3 separate regions of the Mus musculus genome follow, and regions 2 and 3 are each linked to region 1. A link is a loop called in an ENCODE intact Hi-C map of the cell type or tissue named here. Cell type or tissue: gastrocnemius. All regions are shown on one strand.

Region 1 (8,000 bases):
CCATCACCCAAGAGAATTCCAACATTTACGGGAACCTAGGGCATAGGTATTTGCCCCTAAGAGTTCAGAGTATAGGGATCCACCTATGAGGACATTTTGGGTCACCCGTGGCCACAGAGGATCAATCTGTCTCAGAGTTGCACCTTAAAAAAATATATTTATTTTATGTGCGAGTGTTTTACCCACTTGTATGTGCACCAGGTTCATACCATGCCAGCAGAGACCGGAAGAGAAAGATACCAGATCTTCTGGAATTGGAATTGTCCATGACGTGACCAGCCACTGATGTCCAAACCCTAGCTCCTCTGTAAGTGTTGTTACGCCCAGAGTCTTCTATCTCTCCAGTCCCAAGGGTGCACACTCCTGAAGTTTCAGTGTCGACCAAGTGCATGCCTGAAGCTGGCCTGAAGCAGCAGTCAAGATAAGGTCTTGGAGAGCATGCCGGGCGGTTACTCCACCACCCAAATCCGACACACAGCCTCGACGCCCATCCGGAGACTGGCAAGTGGGCCGGATCTCTATTAATGGCGGTGGTTTTCTTACACCATTGAGCTCATCCATTAAGTAAATCAACATTCCATTGAACGTTTACCACGTGCTAACGCTGCGTTAGGATAAACACTGCTAGGTCTGACAGATAAAGATAAGCTAGAGGGCGGGGGGAAGAGATGAAAGCACCTGCACACACAAGTAAAACAAAACAAAACAGTAACCAAACCAACCCTTTGACCTCACCAACATGGCGGCGCCAGGCCGACACAGACGCCTTTCATCATGGCGGACATAGCCTCCATGCGCCGCCCTTCCCAATATGGCGTCCGTGGTCGCCCTTCCCATCATGGCGCGCGGCCCCGCCCGCTCCGCCGCGGCTGCCGGCGGGAGCAGTTCCGGGTGCGGTGCGCGCCGGGGGCGGGCGAGGGGGCGGTGTCCTGGCCATGGCCGGCCTGTCGGACCTGGAGTTGCGGCGAGAGCTGCAGGCCCTGGGCTTCCAGCCAGGCCCCATCACCGACACCACGCGGAACGTCTACCGCAACAAGCTGCGCCGCCTGCGGGGCGAGGCCCGGCTGCGCGACGACGAGCGGCTGCGGGAGGACGCCGGGCCGCGGGAGGACGCCGGGCCGCGGGGCCCCGAGCGGCAGCGGGAGGAGGCCCGGCTACGCGAGGAAGCGCCGCTGCGCGCGCGGCCCGCCGCCAGCGTCCTGCGCTCGGAGCCCTGGCCGCTGTCGCCTTCCCCGCCGGCGCCTAGCGCGGCCTCCGACGCCTCGGGGCCGTACGGCAACTTCGGGGCCTCCGCCTCTCCCTGGGCCGCGAGCCGCGGCCTCTCCTACCCGCCCCACGCCGGGCCCGGGCCGCTGCGACGCCGCGCCTCGGTCCGGGGCAGCTCGGAGGATGACGAGGATACACGAACGCCGGACAGGCACGCCCCGGGCCGGGGCCGCCACTGGTGGGCCCCGCCGTCGGCCTCTGCGCGGCCGCACTCGGCGCTCCTCGGCGCCGACGCTCGCCCCGGCCTGAAGGGCTCGCGCACCGGCTCGGCGGGCGCCGGGCGGACCCGACCCGAGGTGGGCCGGTGGCTGGAGCGCTGCCTGTCTCGGCTCCTGCTCTGGGCCAGCCTGGGGCTGCTGCTCGGCTTCTTGGCCATCCTGTGGGTGAAGATGGGCAAGCCCTCGGCGCCGCAGGAGGCGGAGGACAACAGTACGTCCCGGGCCGGCGCAGGGGAGGGCCCGGGGCACGGGGTTCGCCCACCCAGACCGGCTTGTGAGCCGCGACCGACTGCAGACCCTCACTTTCTGCCTCCACTTTCTGCTCTTTTCTGTTTCCCCGTCTTTCTAGAGTCTCCCTTTCAGCCACAGCCAGGTCCTTCCAAGGGAAAGCCACACGCACACTCTTGACAGTCAGCCCACCCCTGCCCCTCTTGTCTTCCCTGCCTTCGGGGAATGCCTGCCGTGGTCTCAGCTTTGTAGCAGCAAAACTGGCACCACCGGGCCTTCATTTGTCAAAAGGAGTCTGACCCTGCCTGTGGCTCAGGTGTGGGAGAGTTGTTCTAAGCCGAAGCTGGTACCACAGGGGTGCATGTGAGGCACAGCCTCCCCCCCCCCCCCCCGCAGGCTGTGTTGGGAGAGAGCCTGTGAGTCAGGCGACTTCCTAGACGTCTTTGCCCACACTCAGTTACGTGACTCCGCACCCCTTGAGGGGTGCAAGAGAGCGAGCCTCCCGAATAGCTGAGGACTGATGTCTTTTTTTTTTTTTTTTTTTTTTTTTTTGCCTATTACTCAAAAGAAGAAACGCGGCTTTATTTTCTTTATTTTCATGAAAATCTCCCCCTCTGGTATAAGGGGTTATAGTTAGGGTCCGTCTCACATACGTTAGACAAGCATGTTTCCACTGAGCTACACTCTCGCTAGCTGGCTTTTGAAAACGACTTTGAAGCAGGGTCTCCTTAAGCTGTCTAGGTTCACCTAGAACTCACTCTAGTTCAGGATGGCTTCAAACCTATGATCTTGCCTTACCTCCCCCGAAGCTGGAAAGTATAGACCCGAATCACCAGACCCAGATTGTTTTGGGTACAAATTTAGGTATAAAATGACAGTTCGTTTTCTTTCCGAAGCGTGCTCGAGGTTAACACTGTTGCCAGCCTTGAGTCAGGGTCACATTTCCCACAATTAGGAGTAGCTGAAATACAGGGAGAGCCCAACCACTGTCTTCAGTGTTGTGAGGAATGGATGTCTGGGCGTGTGTGAGTCTGTTTGCCACACTGATGCCCAAGGGTCCGTTATCCACCCTGGGAATAGTTTCTGGGTCAGCTAGAGGCTAACAGAGGTGAGTGCCAGCAAATTGTACAGGTGCTGTAAGCGCTCAGGGGATGATGTCACATAGTGTTGGGTGCTACGCTCTGCTTAAGATAATTTAAGACAGGCTTGGGGTCCCTAGAGTTCCCTCCTGTGATAGCATTTATTTTTACTTGACATACTGTCGTTTGTAGTTCATAAAAGACTTTTCCCTATGTTGTCTTGTTTGAGCCTAACTCTCTGAGTTAAGCAACAAAGGCCATTTGGTTTTTATCTTGTTTGTGGGTTTGTTTTGTTTTGTTTTTTTTATGTGTATGGGTGACTTGCCTATGTGTGTGTCTGCACCACATGCATACAGTACCTATGGAGGCCAGAAGAGGGCAATGGAGACTCCAGAACCAGAGTGACACATGGCTGTAAGCAGCCACATGGATGCTGGGATTCAAACTCAGGCCCTCTGCAAGAGCAGCTGAGCCACCTCTCCAGCCCCTTGTTTTGTTTCTTGAGACAACATCCTCTCTGCACCCCAGGCCTGCCTCAAACGTGTGGCAGTCCTGTGTTCATCTTCTGAGTGCTGGGTTTCCAGCAGTGTGCATTCTGAGGAAGGCCCATGCAGTCCTATTTTACAGGAGCAGACACAGATGTTAAGGAGCCCAGGAATCTGTGGCTGCTGGTTCATGTACAGCTGGAAAGAGGCCCCAGCTACCAAAGTCCTTACCCAACATGGGGGAACCCGTGGGCCTTAGAGCCCACACTACACAGGGGCCCCTGAGAGCTGGCTGGTCTCCACCTTTGTGTCAGCTGAGTCCTGCTCCCCCTGGGTCCTGAGAGCTCTCTCCGCTGCCCAGGCGCACTTCTAACCTTCCTCTTTCTTTTCTCCGTCTCAGTGAAATTGTTGCCGGTCGACTGTGAGAGAAAAACAGATGAGGTAAGTTCGATCTGCCTTCTATGAGTCTTCCTGAGGACTCAGAGCTCTGCCAAGAGAGAAACTCGCCCAGATCATGAAAGGATCATGTAAGGGGATCGCTTCCAGAACGTTCCATGAACGTACCGGAATCACATCATGTTCTGTGACGATGTTTGTGTCAGATTCAGTTCTGGGAGCACAGTGGTACTTGAAATATGGAAGGGTGAGCTCCCTGGGTCCAGCCCCGGGCTCCTACCCCTATCAGTGAGAGCATCTGAGGCCCTCGATCTGCCACAGTCAGTCCAGGGAGATGGGCATGGGTGTCCGGCTGGCACTGTGGGGGGCGAGGCTGCCAGCATCTGACCCTGAGAGACTACACTCAGTCTTACCTTCTCTCTGGTGTGCATCCATCTCTTGATAATGTTCAGGTTCCTGCTCTGACACATCAGGGGCCAGTTTGAAGCACGTGGTAAGGGGAATTAGCCCTCTTAGCCAATGTGTTCAGTTTGTTTTATGAAGCCCTCACATCCCCCATAACTAATGTTTGGGGAAGGTGACTGCTCCTCAGCCTACGGATCATGTGAGCAGCGTTAACTCGCAGCTGGGCAGCCGGTTCTGAGGAAGACACGAGGCAGTAAATTTTCAGGTCATAAATCCTACCAGGAGGAGGCGTGTGCTGCCAGAGGGCATGACTTAGCGCTCTAATTATTAAGTGTGGGTGCCAGGCCTCTGCAGCCCAGGGGCTGGCCAAGAAACAGCACTCCTGCGTTGACTGTACCCCTTGTTAATGAAGGACAGCCTGCTGCAGACACCGTTTTATTTCCTTGGCTGCTGCTGTGTCCTGTTTGCGGGTGTTTTATGACACTCCCTTATTGCTCTCATCCACAAAGCAGTTTTGCTTCCCCATTGTTCTGCAGAACCAGGCTCATAATAAGTTTAATCTGCTTTCTATCATAAAACTGGGCTGATGGTTAGACAGTGTGCTCCAGAAACAGGCAGCCAAAGAGACGAACAAATGCAGAAACAAGAACTATAGAACTTTTCACGCAACCCCTCTGATGGTCTTCTGTTTGCCCTTTTAGTTAGACAAGGTTCCTAGTTCTAGTTCTGGGTCCTGCACAGTCTGTAGAGTGGTGGAGCCCACTTGAAGGAAGCGCAGGCTTGCTCCTGGCCTTCCTGTGAGCTACTCAGACAGACACCCTGCAGGTCCCTATTGCACTGTGCAGAGCTAGCAAGCTGTACCCATCAACTGCCTGGGGCCTTGGGCTCCAGACATTCTAGATTTTTAACCAATCCTGCACTGTGATAGGAGGGCAGAGGCTGGGCCTTATCCAGGCAAGATGCATTTTCTGGCTGCTCTGGGCATCCTTGGTCGTCGTGGAGGGCGGGTCCAGGAGCCCACAGGCAGGAACATACTTTCTGGTCCCAGTGAGGTTCTTGCTGAGTTTCCTTTGGGTGGCCTTACTTCACCCAAAATCCAGATAAGCATTTACATATCAGAGAAGTCTTCTTAATCGTGTCTGCAGCCCAGGGTTCCGGCACTGTTTTCTTTCTCCCTCCCACTGTGGGGGATGCAGGGACAGGCTGGGAGTGGGTGTGTTGTCTTAATCAGGCCGTCCTCCCGGCTGGTACTGGATGGCTGGCCTGCTTCCTCAGGCTGCTGTCAGCCAGTGCAAGTGGCTGATATGTGAGCTCCATCGAGTCCTGCTGCAGCTCTTCCTCAGGCAGGGCTCAGACCCGCAGTCCCTGATACTCTGTGGGCTCCTCTGACCTCTGCAAGCCCTGGTGCCGTTGCTTGCTCCTCTCTCAAGAAGTCGGGCCAGAGCCATGGTGGTCGTCTCATTGTGACTCTGCTGTGTCTGCTCCACAGCCAGTCGCTCCGCGCCCCTTGCCCTGCCAGTTGTCCTAGACAACTATGTGTGGGGCTGGGCACATGGCTTAGTCCGCACAGTGAGTGCCTGGCGATGTGCATGAGGCCCTGGGCTCTGTTTCCAGCACTGCGTAAAGCAGGCATAGAGCCACACGCCTGTGGTGGGGACAGGAGGGTCGGAATTAAAGATAATTCTTAACTGGGTCTTGGCCAGCCTTGTCTACATAAGACTGCCTTAAAAACAAAAAGGCCCCTAAAGTTTAGAGGTGTTCCTTGCTGTCCAGGCGGACGTGGCAGTTTGGCTGCAGACGCAGACAGACCCTTGACCAGTGTCTCCCCTGCCTTTCAGTTCTGCCAGGCCAAGCAGAAGGCGGCCCTGTTGGAGCTGCTGCACGAACTGTACAACTTCCTGGCCATCCAGGCAGGTGAGTGGCCACCGCGCCCCTGGCTACAGCCACCACGCAGACATGTCCCTTCAAGCCCTGTGGGCATTCAGTATGGGCCTGGATCTTGCGTCTCAAACTCTTCTCTGGGTCTACAAAAACATGGGCCTCTTGGCAGGTAGGAGATTCTGTCCCTTCATGCTTTGGGGCCTTGTGTTGGTTGGAAGGCCCAGGCCTTGGAAATCCCCTGGACCTGAGGCACTGGTCCCAGGTCCCGTCCTTGCTTGTGGGCAGCCTGAGGTAGAGGTGGTATGCTCCCCAGTAGGTCTGAGTAGCTGTCATCCCTCTACCTTCCAGAGCTGGTCCTGGCTTAAGCCATCAAGGGCCCCTGCTGGAGTCTCACTGCGGCTGACCAGGAATGTGAAGCGCCTCCTTCATCCTGTTAGAGGTGTCCTGGCCCTGGGGGTGTGTGAGGTGACTGCCAGGGTCCTGCCCACAGGCTGCTTGGAGCCTCCTAGGACTGTGCTGAGAATGATGGTTCTTTGAAAAACACAGAAATACTATAGGAATATGTTTTCATTTTTAAAAAAGATTTATGTATATGAGTACACTGTAGCTGTATAGATGGTTGTGAGCCTTCATGTGGTATTGGGAATTGAAGTTTTGTTTTGTTTTGTTTTTTTAAGATTTATTTATTTTATGTATGTACACTGTAGCTGTCTTCAGACACACCAGAAGAGGGCATTGGATCCCCATTACAGATGGTTGTGAGCCACCATGTGGTTGCTGGGAATTGAACTCAGGACCTCTGGAAGAGCAATCAGTGCTCTTAACCGCCGAGCCATTTCTCCAGCCCAGGAATTGAAGTTTTTAGGACCTCTGCTCACCCTGATCAGCCCTGCTTGCTCTGGTCAACTCTGTTCTCTCAGTCCATGCTTATTCCGTTCCAAAGATTTACTATTATACATAAGTACACTGTCGCTGTCTTCAGACTCACCAGAAGAGGGCGTCAGATCTCATTACAGGTGGTTGTGAGCCACTGTGTGGTTGCTGGGAATTGAACTCAGGACCTTCGGAAGAGCAGTCAGTGTCTTACCCGCTGAGCCACCTCTCCAGCCCTGTGTTTTCATTTGAATCCCAGGTATGGGATCTGGGGCTGCGTCACATTGTCCATAGCTGCAGACCTTGATTTGCCTCCTGCTCTGGCAGGGGCGTGGGTTTGCCAGCGGCAGATAGTTTGGAATTCTGGGTCCTTTTCAGAGGGTATATAAATGCCAGGGCCTAGAGAGAGAGAATGGGTTGTTGGTTGCTGCTGGGTGTTGCTGTTGGCTGTGGTTTGTTAAGTAGTGGCCTGCAAAGAACAAATTAGCTATCCTGAGGGCAAAGTTCAAACTCCTACTAAGCAAGAAGTCACCCCCTTCTCTATCCTTTTCTCTACTGTCTAGTGTTAGGGGTTAAAAGGTTAGAAGGAAAGGGTGGGAGAAAGAAGAGCTCACAAAGTAGCAAGGAGCAGCCATAGGGGACAGTGGGTCACACTGCACGAGGACAGTGGGGTCACATTGCAGGAGGACAGTGGGCCACACTGCAGGAGGACAGTGGGTCACACTGCAGGACGACAGTGGGTCTTACTGCAGGAGGACAGTGGGCCACACTGCAGGAGGACAGAGGGTCACACTGCAGGAGGACAGAGGGTCACGCTGCAGGAGGTACGGTGGGCCACACTGCAGGAGGACAGTGGGCCACACTGCAGGAGGACAGTGGGCCACACTGCAGGAGGACAGAGAGTCACAATGCAGGAGGACAGAGGGTCACACTGCAGGAGGACAGTGGGCCACACTGCAGGAGGACAGTGGGCCACACTGCAGGAGGACAGAGAGTCACAATGCAGGAAGACAGTGGGTCACACTGCAGGAGGACAGAGGGTCACACTGCAGGAGGACAGTGGGCCACACTGCAGGAGGACAGAGAGTCACACTGCAGGAGGACAGTGGGCCACACTGCAGGAGGACAGAGGGTCACACTGCAGGAGGACAGTGGGTCACACTGCAGGA
Region 2 (8,000 bases), 68 kb after region 1:
AACTGAACTCAGGACCTCTGGAAGAGCAGTCAGTGCTCTTAACCACTGAGCCATCTCTCTGGCCCCCCAATTTTCATTTTAAAATGAGGAAACTAGATCTCAAGGGCTGGGGATGTTGCTCGGTTAGAAGAGGACCTGCCTGGTGTGATCCCCAGAATTATCTAAGCCAGGCACAGTGGTGTGTGTTGCAATCCTAGCACTGGGGAGGTAGAAGGAGAAGGGTCAGAACTTCAAGGTCATCCTGGGCTGCACAGTGATTTCCAGGCCCTCCTGGGCTGCATGAGACTGGGTCTCAGAACAAGAAATAAAGGTAAAAGCGTTAGCTGCCATGCCTAAGGAACTCAGTTTGATGTACAGAACCCATGTGGTGGGAGGAGAAATTGGACTCCTGCTAGCAGAGTTCTGACTCCTTGGCTGGTCCTCCCACAAGGCAAACAAAGGAAAAAAGAATCTCAGGGCAACTTAAAAAGCAAAGGGCATAAACACCCAAGGTTGTTTGCGCCGAGTCTCTGCTGCCCCTTTGCCTGGCAGCCTGCCTTAGCCACCCTCAGGTGGTTTCCTGGAGTGACATGGGACTGTGCCAACAACAGCCCCTCGGGGTCCGACCCAATTTCAGAGGTTAATCCGTTATCATCATGGCGGGGCAGATCTGGTAATGAGAGGAGAGCTGAGAGTTCCACATCTCCTCCAGCAAGGCCACACCCCTACTCCTTCTAATCCTTTCAAACAGTTTTACCCCCTGCTGACTAAACACCCTGATATCTGAACCTAGGAGGGGGGGGGGCCCTTCCTATTCAAACTACCACACCCATCTTGACTTTTCCTGAACTTACCACGCACTTTCAGCCTGTGCTTCTAACAAGCTAATATGAGGAGAGTGCCATGGCCAGCGCTGTTTTTATCATAGGTTAGCTTGGTGCTTGCCTGTCTCGTCATACTGTATGAAATGCACAGGGAAGGGGCCTTCAGCTGTCCCCTGTGGCCCATGACAGTGTGTACAGTCACAACCACAACTTCCATATTTATTGATACTGTTTTCTTTGTCTTTATTTTATTTTATTTTTGAGACAGGGTTTCTCCATGTAACCCTGGCTATCCTGAAACTCTCTTCGTAGACCAGGATGGCTTCAAACTCAGAGATCCACCTGCCTCTGCCTCTGGAGCACTGGGATGAAAGGTGTGTGCCACCACTTCCCAGCCTGTCACCATTTAAAAATCCTTGATAACTTAAAAAAAAAAAAAAAAAGTCTTACATTTAGCTCAGCATGGTAGTATGTGCCTTAAACCCCAGCATTCAGGAGGCAGAGGTAGCCAGATCTCTGTGAGTTCAAGGATAGCCTGGTCTACTTTAGTAATCTGCAGTGTGTACCCTGGCAGCTGCACAGCCTTGTATTGCCGTACTTGAGAGGCAGAGGCAGAAGCAGAAGGTTCTCAAGTTTGAGGCCAGCCTGAGCTACATAACCAAAACATGGGGACAGGAAAGGAGATGGAATTGGGCATGGTGGCCCATGCCTTTAATAGCCAGCACTTGGGAGACAAGAACAGGCAGATCTCTGTGAGTTCCAAGCCAGCTGGGTTTACATAGCAAGTCCCAGGACCTCCAGGGCTATACAGAGAGACCCTGTCTCAACCTCCTCCCTTACCACCACCACCAAACCAAACCACATTTAATTCCCTGGCATTCACATGGCCGCTCACAACCACCTATAACTCTCTAAGGGATCTGATGCACCAGGCACACACGTTATACCAGCAGCCAAAACACCTAGACTGATAAATAAGAACAGATTAATAAAGTCAAAATGAAATGGAAGAAAAGAAAGGATGGTTCTCTATACTGCCTAGCCACACATCCCGTGCTAGTGTGTGATCTCTGATGTTCTCCTGGCAAAATTACCAGAGAGCTCTCTTCTCATTTTCCCCACCCCACGGTGGGGAAAGAAGCAGAGCTTGGCTGTGTCAGGCAGCACTGTGGAATACAGAGAAAGAAATATTACCCAGCTGTAGAGGGAAATGGGGGAGGAAGATCAGGGGTGGCTCAGTAGCAATAGGAGGCAGGTCTTGGGCGGAGGTGGGAAGGAGGCGGAGGGAGGGGTTTAATCTGAGCAGATCAGTGGGTGGTTTAAACAGGGAACACTCTCCACAGTTCCCGAGGTAAGGAAAGGGAACCTTGGCTGGAGTGCCATGCCAAGGTGAGGCGCTTGGTAGGCATGCCCCTAGAAAATTTCCCTGATCACCCCATTATGTTCCAAGCCCCAACACAGCCTCACCTTAGCTGTGTTAGCCATGAAGCTGGGTGGCTTTCCTGAGGTTCATTTACTCCCTACTTCCAGGCATTGAGGGCCCCGGGTGGGCTGGAAGCCACAAGGGCCCACCCAGGTATGGCTTTAAAGAGCACTCGCCTGGCCACAGCCAACTTGGGAGTCAGGGGTGGCGAGACCCCTTGCCCTGTCTTGGGCTGTAGGGGGAGTAACTTGATGGCAGCAAATGGTTCTCCCTTCCACCTGAGGTACAAGTGTGGTAAGAGGTTGAGAAAGGTGCCAGGGTGCCAGGGAAAGTTCGTGCCCACTGCCTCCTTCTGTGGTCTCCCTTCCTCTACCGGCTACACTGCAAGGGCTGGCCAGACAGACAGTCCCGTGAGCTGCCCCACCCCCACCCCAGGAATTGCTCCCTAGGTTGTGAATGTTGAGAGACATTAGGGTCTGACAGACCTAGTTTGGAATGTGGCTTTGTTCATTCATTCATTCATTGAGCACTAATTTACAGAGTGAGTTCCAGGACACCTGGGGCTGCACAGAGAAACCTTCTTTCTCAAAAGAAAAATCACACACACACACACACACACACACACACACATATGATACCCATGTGATATATATATTATGTTAAATTTTGCCATAATAAAAACACTCATTCTTAGAGCTAGAGAAATTAGTTATTAAGAGCATTTATTGCTCTTACAGAGAATCAGGTTCGGTCCCCAGAACTGACACATGTACATGGTGCAGGTAAACACTCATACATATTAGAATAAAGAAAACACACTATAAAAAAATTGTTTTAAAGATTTCCAGGCTGCAACAATGTTTTTGGTTCTTCATAAGAAACCGCTCCATGTGGTGAGCAATGTGACCGGGAGGCTGGAGATGTAGCTAAAGAACTCTATCAGAGGTCCATGTGGTAGAGATAAGTACAGGGTGATGAGTGTGAGTGGGGCAGCTGTGTGTGTGTGTGTGTGTGTGTGTGTGTGTGTGTGTGTGTGTGTGTGTGTGTGTACACGACGGACGGTGTGTGTGTGTGTGTGTGTGTATGTGTACACGACGGACGTTAAGATCAAACACATATCCATCCAATAACAACCTGTATTTACATGCAAATGTTTCGTTTATGCAAAACAGCAGAGGTCTCGGGGGAAGCTTTTTCAGTCTCGAGCTTGTGAAGTCATTGAAAACGAAGAGCAAAGCTTTCCCCAGGGTACACCGCGTTAGCTTTGCCCCTGGGAGCTGGGCGAGTACCAGAACCAAGAAGCTGAAGAGCTCAGACCTCGCTCTCAAAGGTGAGCAGCGCCGCTGCCTGGAGGGGTGTGGGCCGTTGGTAGAACTGCGCATGTCCACGGGGAAGGCCAGTGCGCCTTAGTGCGCACGCGCCCTCTGCGGTCTTGACTACTCCCCCCCAGGGGCGGGGCAAGCGGGGCCCAAGATGGCCGCTCTCCGCTACCGGCGTTTCCTTAAGCTCTGTGAGGAATGGCCAGTGGACGAGACCAAACGGGGCCGGGACTTGGGCGCTTACCTGCGGCAGCGGGTAGCGCAGGCCTTCCGGGAGGGAGAGAACACCCAGGTGACCGGAGGGGAGGAGGGTGGGCACGTCGAAGCGATGGGCGGCAAGGGTGGGGGATCTGCGCATGCGTCGGCCGCTGCCAGGCTGCACGTGCGCGAGGTACCCATCTTGCAGTTAGCTGCGGAGTGCGACGCCTTCTGCGCAGTTTCCTTCCTTGTCTGCACAGTGTAGTAGTCAGTGAAGCGGCCCTGAGGTCCAGATGCCACTAAAGAGTCAAATTGTAAGGCGGGGTTGTTTCTTCCTTACCATCGTTAATGTGTCTGCGAGCCCAGCCTATCCCCAGACACCTCCAGCTAAGCCTCACTGCCTTCCGTCACTGTGAAACTGAGTCTCCCACACAGGTCCCTTGTGTGAGTAGTAGACCTTCTCGCCCCACTCAGGTTTAGGTTACCTTACCAAGCACGGCCATGTGCATGCATAGAACTAGGTTAGTTTCCAGGGAAATCGCAGTGAATTAGATGAGGTCTTTCTCCTTTTGCCTTTGGATTCTTATTCAGGACACGAGGAACAAATAGACTCATAAGACAGTTCCAATGAGTACTCTGATCGTGGTAAATGTAACATTAGTCGGGTTCCTGAGGCTTGCCTGAGGAAGTTACACATAGGTCGGTCTCGAGGCAGGGAGACAGTGAACACTGACTGCACTTCGGGAAGGGTGGCCAGGCACTTCAGAGGAAACCAAACTGACATATTACAGAAAAGAAAGCAAGCCTACGGGTAGTGAGTGGCATGTCTACAGCTAAGATTTGAAGCTGAAGGAAGGCAGGAGCCAGGCACAATACAGATTTTTTTTTTTTTTTTTTTACCAACAGATATGTCTCTGTACCCTGTTAATGCAGTGCCCACTGGGGCCAGAGGAGGGCATTGGATCCCCTGGAACTGAAGTTAGAAGTGGTTGTGAGCCACCATGTGGGTACTAGGAATCAAACCTAGGTTCTTTTTAACTGCCCAGCCACCTGCACTAGGGGTCAGATCTTACCAGGAAGCAAGGGAGAAGCCACCGGGGACATTTAGTCAGGGGACTGACGTGCCCTGATTTTCAAAGGTTCCTCTGGTGCTCTGGCATTGGGGAACAAGGAGCTGCAGAGAGCCTGCCGTGGTAGCACCGGAAGAGAGAGATGCCGGTGGTGGTTTGGATAATGGTAGTGGCACAGGAGACAGAAGTAACAGAAAGCAGACCATAATGTGCGGGTCACATCAGCAGCGCGGGTGTCCTGGATGTGGGGTGAAGGAGAGGAACCAAGGACAGCTCCCAGATTTCCCCTTTTCTTTTTTTGGCTTGAGCAGCTGGTTGCTGAAACGGGAAAGACTTAGATGGAGCAGGTGGGGTGTGGGAAGTGCATCGCACATTTGACGTTGGAGGCTTTAAACTCCCAAGTGGAATGTCAAGTAGGCAGGAGGTTATTTGAGCACAGGGCTTAGGTAAGAGGTCAGAGGTGAGGAGTGTGATGCCCAGCACAGGTAGGTGGCCAGATGGATGACCCGTGAGATGGACCACGACCTGCCAAAGCAGGAACCAGCTAAACCAGCCTGCCTCAGGAGTGAGACGCTCCATCAGTGGCCACCTCATGCCTGCACTGCTGATTGTCACATGGATGGCAGGTCAGGCCCAGGGTCCCCACGTTGCGCTGGAGGTCTTCACTGACCCATACCTTACGGATCACAAGGCAAACCCTGTGGGCTTTCTAGGGCTGTGCTCCCTAATTTCCAGTATGAGCTTCCTGCGAACAGAGATGAAGCCCCCACTCTGACTCTCACACCCTGTCTAATGTGGTTCTTGGTACACAAGAGCGTCTCCAGATGTAGAGGAAGTTTCTGGGGCAGTGGTGAGGTGAGAGGGCAGACTGTGCCCTGTGTGGACACCCGCTCCTCACTCACAGTCCTTGGTCCGAAGCGTCTGTGTATGTGCAGTCCCAGGCCCTGCTGACAGAGGCAGGCAGTCCTCGGGCTGGAGTAGCTTAGAGTTGGGCAGCCAGGGGCTAGATGCCAGAGGCGGAGAGACTGGTGCTCACCAATTTGATTGTTAGGGTAAGACAGCCAGCGGGGAGGGGAGAGCTTTTTCTTTGAGAGTTGTCATCCTTTGTCACCACCTAGGGACGCAGTTTCTGATCAGTCGAGGCCCACACAGACTTGAGTCATAGCTGCACCAGAGGTTCTGCAGCGGCTGATGGATGTGTTCGGGGTGGAGTGAGCCAGGGCGTCATGGTGGCAGCGGGCACATTACTCAGGACCTCTGTCGTAGCTCATCCTGATGTCACCTGAAATTGAGCCTGCTTGGGCTTAGTAAATCTTGGTGATAATTTTTGGAAGGAGTAGTCCTTGGCTGGGATGGAGAACAGAGTGAGTCACTCCCTCCACCACCCCCGCATCACTTAGGAAAGACCTTGAGAAGGGAAGGTAGCTCTGAGAGACGCTTCATTAAACCCACAGTCTCGGGATGAGACCAGGGGGTGGCTGATGGCTGTGACCCCCACCTTTCTGCCACTTGTCCAGAAAGTGGAACTGGAGGGGGTGGAGGCTGCTGTGCTGAGCGGCCTTGCTGAGACCTGCATCCTCCTGGCCTCTTGGCTTCCTGTGGCCCAACATCCACCGTACAGTATCCATGTACAAGAGTGTAGAACACTTGGCCCATCTCATCTGATTTTAGCCTTTGGGCCCCCAGGTGAAGAAGCTATCACTGTCCTGATTTTTACAGATATTGAAATTAAATCAGAAAAGTAAAACCTTTGGCTCGGGTTCCTTGACAGTAAGAGACAGTAGACAGCCCAGCCTCTGTGCTGAGGTCTCAGCAGGTGCCCTGTCATCCGGTTCTCTTGAGAGACCTCCTGTTAAGTTTCTTCTGTAAGCATCAAGTCCTCCCTCCCTTGATTCAGACCTTTAGGATCACAGCAGTTGGGGCAAGGAATTAAATACTTGAGGCCCACTTCCTTTTCTGTGCCAGCCACCACCTCCCCAGTGCGACCAGAAGCTAGGTGGCCCTCAGTGGGACACCAGTGCAGAAAGGCCAGGCTTGCTGGGAGGCCAGTTAATAATTCAGACTACAGACCAGAGCACAGAACCCTCTGCCTCCATGTGAGCCAGAGGTTGGCCTCTGGGGCAACTCTCGGCCCACCCTAACCCCAGCAGGAGGGGGTAGCAGTGGGGAGCCGGAACACAGGGAACACCCCTACCACCTCGTGCTTCTTGTTGCCTTTTGAAGTTCATGGCCGTGGGTCTGCTCTATTCTGAATACAGCTTTCTTAAGGGTTCTCACTCCCTGCTGCACCTCCAGCTTCAGTGTGGGGGCAGGGCAAACAGCTGTGCTTATTGACTTAACTGCAGGCAAAGAGCAGATCCCACTAATGAGTTGTCAGGTGCGGGCTGGCTGGCTGAAAGCTCTGCTCTGCCAGCCCAGTCAGCTCCCACCATGGCCCGGTTTGGAAATACTACTGCCTTGGGTGAAGGCTGCCTGTCCAGCCGTGCAGGCGGTGGCCGGTGTGTCTTACAGAGGGTTAGGTGATGGTCCAAGGAGGTTTCTAGCAAGGAACAGTGCCGGCATCTCATAAGGGATCCGAGGTGTGAGTGTAGTCGTCCAGGTGAGGCCTGGGCTCAGCACCTCAGTGGGGCTGCCTGGCAAGTGGCAGCCACAGAGAAGGCATCTCATTGTGACTCAGACTTTGGGGACATGGTCTAAGGACAGCATGTACTCTCTGTATGCTGCAGGCACTACAAAACTGGGGGTGAGGAGAACGGTGTCTAGGATGGGCTGAGTGCCATTGTCGTTCTTACCCTCGCTTTGGAGTGTGTGTGTATAAAAGTGTAGTGCAGCTTGCTCCTCTCAGGCAAATGGCTGCATCCAGTAGTAGTCCCCACTTCGTCAACTCCAGGCCTTCAGTGCCTGCCAACCTTGGTGTCCAGGCCTCCCAGCCTGCCTCAGTACCCTGCTCTGCCCTGTCGGTGTGATTCTCCACCCTCACACCCACACCTGTCCTGTTGAGCTCTGCAATGTTGCCATGCCCTGACTGCCACTCAGCTCCACACAGCTCGAAGCCAGGTTGGTTTTCAGTGTGCTCGTTTCTTGTCCCATCCTTGACTGCTGGCTGCTCCTTTATGTCCCTCACAGTCTGGTTCTCTAGCAGTGCACCTTCCATAGTAGGGGCTGAAGAAATAGACACCTAGTTTCA
Region 3 (8,000 bases), 430 kb before region 1:
GGGTGTGAAGGACTGATACTCCTTTATAGTCTGGCTCCCAGAGAGAGCTGGAAGCACACCGCACTGCCAGCTTCTCCTGCTCTTCAGTCATTTGCTGCCCTGCACTCACAATATCTTTTGGTTTCTGTAGGTCCAGAGGGTGAGCGACCTGCAAGATTCACAAGAGGGGAGGCTGACAGAGACACCTACAGAAGGAGCGCTGTGCCCCGTGAGTATCTCCTCTCCTCTGCCTGGGGTTGAACTCAGATTCTTAGCAGCCCTCCATGGAATGCAGTCCTTGCTGCCAAGGCAGCCAGGAAAGGTCCTGGTGTGGGAACTAGAGGGAGGCCTGTGCTGGAACACTGAAGGCCAGTGTTGGCAGGGCTCAGCCGACATCCCTCTGTCAACCCCGTGGGACCTAGTGTTTGAGAAAGAATGCTTGCCCTGAGCCTGCCAGGTGTGCTGGGCACCTGTGGGGGTTGAGAACATCTCCACGATGCCCTTGTCATTGAGTTCCCACTGTCACTGGTGCAACAGTGCTGCAGGTGGGTCAGAGAAGCAGGCTCATGGGAGGGAGGATCAAGCAAACACCTAGAAGAGCCGGTTTGACTCCTGAGGAAAATACAGGGAAGACTGAGGTGTGGGATGTGTGCAGAGCTTTTCTTACCATCCTTTCTGCATTTGGTACTTGGAGATGAACACCTTCCACAGTTATGGTTGAGGGAATCCTCGTGCAGAGGGTGGGGCCCGTGAGCACCCTGATTGGAGACAGAAGTGAGCCAGCAACTGCCTGGTGCTGAGGGGACAGGGTAGTCTCCGATTGTAATAAAGCAGCGTTCTGTTGGCCCCAGCTCGCCCAACCCATGAGCTGAATTTGAGTGTAAAACCTACGTTTAGTGGAAACGTGATTTGGCTACTGCAGCTTTACATTTAGTCCTAAAGTGTTGTTTTAACGTGTAACCTAGAGCATGGGTGTTTCACCCTCCCTCACCCCCTTCCCCTTCCCATCTGATCTGCCACACTTGTTTCTCTCTCCTTGGCTAAACCTCTTGTGCAGTTTGGTTCTCGAGGTCAGAGCAGCTTTCCTGGAGGAGGGGATGGTAGTTAATGAGTTTGGGAGGTGACCAGGGGCTCTGAGGGGGGTGGGAGGAGAGGCAAGCCGTGCTCCCCGTCACCGGTGCTCAGTGAGGAGACTTGCCTGCCTTCCTACCCAGGGGTCAGCTCTTAGGTGACTGTAAATTGTTCTTTCCAGCTGGAGCTGACAAGAAAGCTGAGGCTGGGGCTGGCTCAGCCACTGAGTTCCAGTTTGTGAGTATCTCTTTCTTGTCTGCTCTGCAGTCACTGGGGCCTGGCCAGTGTTAGTGGGCTATGGGGGTATGATGGGTCCTTTCCCTACTGTGTTGGGATCAGTCTTGCAGTGGAACTGTGTGAACATGCTTTGCAGATCTTGTGTCTGTGGTGTGCTCCTATTAACTGAAGGCTAGGGCCCAGCCTCTGAATTTATTTTATGACATTTGAAACAGAACACTGGGAATTCTGTAGGACCCGAAACAGAATTGCTCTACAGTCCCCATTTGATCTTGGTTCCCTTCTGCCTTGGTGTGTCCATGAAATGGTGACAGTTACCACGATAAAGGCACATGTAGACCAGCTAATCTCATTGCCTGCTTGCCATGGGGGGCTGCAGTCTCATGGAGCCCTGTAGCAGGGCCTCACAGACCACTGCTCTCAGATCTCATCTGAGGAAGAGGCTCTAGGGTATGAGTCCCTAGGCTGGGGCTACTTTAGTGCCCAACTTTGCAGCCATAGCCTTAAAGGTTTAACAGTGGGAAACAGACTCAAAACTTAAATACCGCTCCACAGCCAGTAGGGGTGGGACTGGGTGGAATGGTCTCCTGGCTGTTTACTTTTGTGGGTGTCTCTGGTGCTGAGGTCTAAGAGCTAGAAATGCCTCCAGGCAGAGCTGGGCCATTGCTAATGCTCATTTGCTTTTTCTTGCAGAGAGGCGGCTTTGGTCGTGGACGTGGTCAGCCACCTCAGTGAAGTTGGAGTTTATGTTGTATTGAATAAACTTTAAAGAAAAACATGTCCACTTGTGTATGTTCTGTAGCCTAAAGGGGGCTGGTTCAAGGGTCAGTGTGTGTGTGAATGGAGTGAAATTTTGGGAGTATCATCGGTGATCCTTGGCAGGCTAGCATCTCCCTCCCTGCAGAGTGGGTTCAGTGCAGGGCTGTGCCTCAGCTGTCAGGGTTTGTGACCTCTCCCTCAGACCAGCCATGCTGTGGGTGCTGCCTTAGAGTGGGGAGGTCCTAAGCACAGACAGGTCTCCTTCCTGTGGAGTAGTCCCAGGGCAGCTTTGAACTTTTGATCCTTTCACACATGGCCTGGAATAGAGTAGGGATAGAGAGGCCTGGGACTGAAACCCTAGCACTAATAGAATATAACTTCTCAGCTTTGTAAGGCTGGATTGCTCTATTTCCAGCTTGGAATGGAAGCTGCTGGAGTCCTGACTGAGGGCACCTTGGGGAAATGAATGGCAGTTTTTCTGGGTCTTGAGTGGTGGTAACTAGGGTATTAGGGGCGGAGAGATGAGAATGTTACTTCTGAGTAGCAGGTGAGAGGTGTCCCAATGGACTACAGCATACAGCCGGTTATGGCACCAGAATGGAGCTTGGTTGTGTTGGATGGGTGTAGGGACTGGCCCTTTATCTACAGGTCAGTCACTGGCCACTCAAGGTTGGAGCTGAGTAGGAGTGACTGGCAAAGCACCCTGTATAGACTCCAAGCTGCATCTCTTGAGTTCCAGTCCTGCATCCTTTGGTGATGAACAGCAGTATGGAAATGTAAGCTGAATAAACCCTTTCCTCCCCAACTTGCTTCTTAGTCATGATGTTTGTGCAGGAATATAAACCCTGACTAAGTTGGTACCAGCAGAGTGGGGTATTCCTGTGACAACCTGACCATGTTTTGGGGAGGACTGTGGAAGAACTTAGGAACTTTGGGCCAGAAGATCCATTTGGTATTAAGTGCATCTAAGCATTGGCATCTGTAGGGACAGGGCCACTAGGTGGCAGCAGGTAGCCCTGGGTTTTGGAACCTGAATGCCTTGCTGTAGGAGTTTCCTGTTGGCCAGCAGCAGTGGCATTGAAGTTTGCTGTGCAGTCTTGGCTTGGCTTCCCTTCAGACACCACAGCTCATGGGCAGTGCATATATATATATATATATATATATATATATATATATACCTTGGCAGCATTTAGCCTGGGTGCTCGGGAGGTTTTGCAGCTTCTGGCCTGTGGGGTACCTAGGCTGCTAGGTTTTACGCCACTATTCCTATTTGGGCTCTACAGATCCTATCTAAATTAGCTGTGAGTTTATTCTGAGGTGATAAACAGGTTTGTTTGGTTTTTGTTTTTTTTTAAAGATTTATTTATTATATGTAAGTACACTGTAGCTGTCTTCAGACACTCCAGAAGAGGGAGTCAGATCTCGTTACGGATGGTTGTAAACCACCATGTGGTTGCTGGGATTTGAACTCCGGGCCTTCAGAAGAGCAGTCAGGTGCTCTTACACACTGAGCCATCTCACCAGCCCCAGGTTTGTTTTCGAGACAGGGTTTCTCTGTGCAGTCCTGGCTGTCCTGGAACTCACTCTGTAGACCAGGCTGGCCTTGAACTCAGAAATTCACCTGCCTCTGCCTCCCAAGTGCTGGGATTAAAGGCGTGCCACACCACGCCCAGCCAGACTCTGTTTTATCTCAGCCTTTGCTGTGCTGTGATTATAGGTGTGTGCCATAAGAGGTTAAAATCTAGGGTCACCCATAGGTTGGGAGAAGCTTCAAAATTATAAAGCAATCTGTTCTTGGTAATAATTGTCCCTTGCTCATCTTTTCTTAGAGGCTCAGGGACATGTGTTGTGAATAAACAGGCTCGTGCCTATTGGCTCAATGCCTGTAATCACCGGGATACGGCATAGAGGCGAATTCAAAAGTTCAAGGCCAGGCTGGGCAGTGGGGGAGTATGCCTTTAATCTCATCGCTTGGGAAGCAGAGGCAGGCGAATTTCTGAGTTCAAGGCCAGCCTGGTCTACAGAGTGAGTTCCAGGACTGCACAGAGAAACCCTGTCTCGAAAACAAACCTGGGGCTGGTGAGATGGCTCAGTGTGTAAGAGCACCTGACTGCTCTTCTGAATGAAGGTCCGGAGTTCAAATCCCAGCAACCACATGGTGGCTCACAACCATCCGTAATGAGATCTGACTCCCTCTTCTGGAGTGTCTGAAGACAGCTACAGTGTACTTACATATAATAAATAAATAAATAAATCTTAAAAAAAAAAAAAAAGAAAACCTGTTTATCACCTCAGAATAAACTCACAGCTAATTTAGATAGGATCTGTATAGAGCCCAAATAGGGTTAGGCTGAGATCCTATTCAAAACAAAAGCTAAGTTTACCCTGAAGCACCTTGGTAAGAAAACCCAAACCTAGGTGGGCAGTGGTGAGTGCTTTTTAATCCAACACTCAGAGGTCAGCCTGGTCAGGACAGGTCTGGAACAGAGGGAGTTCCAGGATAACCAGGTCTGCACAGAGAAACCCTGTGTCAAAAACAAAAACCCAAACTGAAAAACCTGCTTTGTAACAGCAAAGACCAGGTGTTATCCAAACTTACAAAACTCGAGGGCAGGGGGTCAGGCAGTGAAGTTGGGCAGGGCAGACTTAGGTGAGGTCACTTAAGGAGGGTGGTTTTAAGACAGTAAGAGACAAATAACAAAAGGGCAGTGAGATGATGGGGTTCACTGCCAAGCCAGAGAGGCTCAGCTCACCTCAGGCTCACTCGGTGCCAGGAGAGAACCAGCTTGTCAGCTTGTGGAGCCGTCCTTTGACCTCCACGTGTGCACGCTTGACTGCCCCCTTCAGGCTGGAGAGATGGCTCAGCAGTTAAGAGCACTGGCTGCTCTTCCAGAGGTCCTGAGTTCAAATCCCATATGGTGGCTCACAACCATCTGTAATGGGATCTGACACCCTCTTCTGGTGTGTCTGAAGACAGCTATAGTGTACTCATATAAATAAATCTTTTTTTTTATTTTTGATTTTTCAAGACAGGGTTTCTCTGTGTAGCTCTGGCTGTCCTGGAACTCACTCTGTAGACCAGGCTAGCCTGGAACTCAGAAATCCGCCTGCCTCTGCCTCCCAAGTGCTGGGATTAAAGGCGTGCACCACCATGCCCGGCTTTAAATAAATCTTAAAGGTCATAGGTCATCTTAAAAAAAAATTGAAAGGGCTGGAGGGGTGGCTCATACACACTGACCCTGAACTTGCTAGCCTCCTCCCTGTACTTCTCTAGAGAGGTGCTGGGATTACAGGTCTGGGCCACCAGGGTAATGAGAGCATGAACTGCTATCCTCACAGACTGTCAGGCTGCCCATTGGCTGCACCAGCTGCTGAGTGGTCATGGTGAGGCACTGCAAGAAACTCAGCAAGAAAGGGAGGGAGGAAGCTAGGACAGAATGGGGCCATTGCTGGGGAGAAAGAAGGATGAGAGGTCGTGTTTGGCAGTCCCAGCCTGTGGAAGCCCCTAGTCCATGGCTGTTAGGGACTGCTTTATTGGAAGCCTGTGTGTGATAAATGTGTGGCCCAGTTCCAGAGGAACAGTTACTGGAGAAACAAGCCTTGCCTGCTTGACTGACACATCAAAGAGGCCATTGTGAGAAAAAGGGCAGCATCTTTAAATAGGACGAAATATGCAATGGGAGAGGAGACCAAGCCACATGGAGAGGCGTTCCCGAGAGAACAAATGGGTGTTAGGGAGCCTTGCAAAGAAAGGGCTCGAAGTCGCTGGGTCCAAGCCTTTTGCGATGGCTTTCCAGACCTCTCTCTCTCTCTCTCTCTCTCTCTCTCTCTCTCTCTCTCTGTGTTCTGCTCTGCAATAGACAGCTTTTTCTTGCTATTCTAAAAACTCTTTGGTTGATACAGCTCTCTCTGTAAGTAAAAATTCTAAAAGCTATCTAGGTAGCTCATGGCTTTTCTGACCAAGGTCAGAAAGGCTGCTATAAAAAATTTATTGGATCCCTAACCAAGTTAGAAATCCTGTTAGAGAAAATTCTTTTTTTTTTTTTTGGTTTTTCGAGACAGGATTTCTCTGTGTAGCCCTGGCTGTCCTGGAACTCACTCTGTAGACCAGGCTGGCCTCGAACTCAGAAATCCGCCAGCCTCTGCCTCCCAAGTGCTGGGATCAAAGGCGTGCGCTACCACGCCCAGCCTTAGAGAAAATTCTTGAAGAGCTGTTTTTGCTCTCCAGAGATTTCAAAAACTAAAGAAGAACTGCTATTGCTTCCCACTAGCTCATCTCCGGCACGTCAAAGCCCAGGGTTCTATTTACACACAGATCAATCCAGTCATCTGCTCCAGGAGTCCTTTTGTTGATCCTACGAATCAGCATCCAAGCACACAGCCCTTTGATCCTTAGGAGAAGCAAGTGTACCTTTGCTCAAAGCAAGAGATCTCAGAGATCTGTCTGCCTTGGTTAAGCACAGACAATAAGGTAGTTGGGTGCCCTGCCCTGAAGATACCATTTCCACCATACCAAGGCATAACTTTGCTCAGTCCTAGACTCACCCTGAACTCAGGAATCCATCTGCCTTTGTAAGCATGAACAAAAAACTTAGTTGGGTGGGATCTCCTTTGGTTACCACTCCCTAAATCTCTTTATCTCCTTCCTTAGTAATTTTTTTACCCAGTTGGCTTAGAGTGTAGCTGCTTTTGTTCCTTTAGATTCGTGAGGCTCCTCATGTAATTCCCTTTGCATAGTTGAGAAATTATATATTTTTAAGTCTTGTATTTAGAGCTCTTTCCCGTAGCCTTAAGGGCTGTCCTGAAGGCCCCACTGTTTACTATTTTGTTAAGACATAGCCACACCCTCAACTCCCGGGCTTGTGCTGTTTCTAATTATCATGGAGTCATTAACGTTAGCAGGGAGGACATCCCTTGGAAGGAAAGAGTCTTCCACTGCTAGTACTGGTTCCAGAAAATATGCATGTTATTACACAGATAAGCCTTAAGTCCACAGCAGTCATTGACATTCATGAAGGCTCACACCGGGGCCCTGTCCCAGGGGCAGGAACCCTGTCACTTTGTCCCCACCAAGGTTACACCAGGCTCAGCAAGGGACTAAGAAGGGTCCTGGGTAAAGCAACATTTATGGAAGCTATAAATCAAATGGGACTCTCAAATTCTGAAGAGTATCCACAAGAAGCATCAATAGGCATAATTCTAGTTTGTTATGTCTGTCTGTGTGCAGTGCCTACAGAATCCAGGTGTTGAGACTGGAGTTACAGGTGGTGGGGAGCCACCTCATATGGGTACTAAGGACCAGACTGGGATCTTCTTCAAGACTAGTAAGTGTTCTTAACTGCTGAGCCCCTTTGGGACGGGGTTTCATGTAGCCTAGGCTAACCTCAAACTTGCTGTGTAACCACAGATGGCCTTGAATTCTTGATTTTCCTGCCTCTGTCTCCACAGTGCTTGGATTACTGCCATTGCCTAGTTAATTTGGAATCTAGAGTTTCATACAAACTAGGCAAATTTCAGTTTTAAATTGTATTTAGCTATTACTGATAACGCCCAGTGCTTTCTGCTTCCTGGACACTTGGACATTTTCAGGCGCTCCTATCCCTGAGGCACCTTTTCAGCCAGACTTTTTACATTTTTACTTTATTGGTGTTTTGGCTGTATATATATCTGTGTGAAGGAGCCAACAGACAGTTGTGAGCTACTCTGTATGGTACCATGTGAACTACCATATACTGGGAATTGAATCAGGGTCCTCTGGAAGAACAGCCAGTGTTCTTAATCACTGAGCCATCCCTCCAGCCCCTTCATTTAGTTTTTAAAGAAGTTAGAATATGTGTGGACACATATGTCATAGAGCACATGTAGCGGTGAAGCTTGTGGGAGTTGGTTCTCTCCTTTCGCTATGTGTGCCAGGGATCTAGCTCAGGTGGTCAGGCTCCATGGCCAGTGCCCTT

What was found. Hi-C counts contacts between places; a loop is a spot of excess contacts. Peaks named below come from ENCODE experiments on the same cell type or tissue, not always from the same donor. Only the 100,000 strongest peaks of a DNase experiment are listed, where the experiment ranks them.
Region 2: a loop joins it to region 1, with 4 times the contacts of the local background. A loop is called at or near these places in 10 of 42 quality-filtered maps.
Region 3: a loop joins it to region 1, with 2.0 times the contacts of the local background. A loop is called at or near these places in 5 of 42 quality-filtered maps.

The regions. Positions count from the first base shown.
Region 1 is chr17:27,197,354-27,205,353 of GRCm38, reverse strand. It overlaps Lemd2 (LEM domain containing 2), which reads left to right and starts at 916. Exons shown (of 9, transcript NM_146075.2): 1 at 916-1,695; 2 at 3,677-3,717; 3 at 5,916-5,991. The coding sequence starts at 936. Gm34736 (a long non-coding RNA gene) reads right to left here and starts at 485. Exons shown (of 4, transcript XR_385492.4): 1 at 187-485. In gastrocnemius, CTCF peaks have their summits at 1,039, 3,162 (motif pointing right) and 4,369; DNase peaks (open chromatin) are centred at 876, 1,615, 1,912, 5,922 and 1 more place; H3K4me3 peaks cover 4,125 bases; H3K27ac peaks cover 5,012 bases.
Region 2 is chr17:27,129,577-27,137,576 of GRCm38, reverse strand. Uqcc2 (ubiquinol-cytochrome c reductase complex assembly factor 2) reads left to right here and starts at 3,686. Exons shown (of 4, transcript NM_026063.2): 1 at 3,686-3,837. The coding sequence starts at 3,700. In gastrocnemius, a CTCF peak has its summit at 3,578; DNase peaks (open chromatin) are centred at 3,632 and 3,879; H3K4me3 peaks cover 1,280 bases; H3K27ac peaks cover 3,234 bases.
Region 3 is chr17:27,624,487-27,632,486 of GRCm38, reverse strand. It overlaps Rps10 (ribosomal protein S10), which reads left to right. Exons shown (of 6, transcript NM_025963.4): 4 at 131-208; 5 at 1,232-1,287; 6 at 1,981-2,072. The coding sequence ends at 2,022. Among named protein-coding and RNA genes, the nearest start is that of Nudt3, 5.0 kb to the right of the region's middle. In gastrocnemius, CTCF peaks have their summits at 3,038 (motif pointing right) and 4,895 (motif pointing left); a DNase peak (open chromatin) is centred at 3,056; H3K27ac peaks cover 1,136 bases.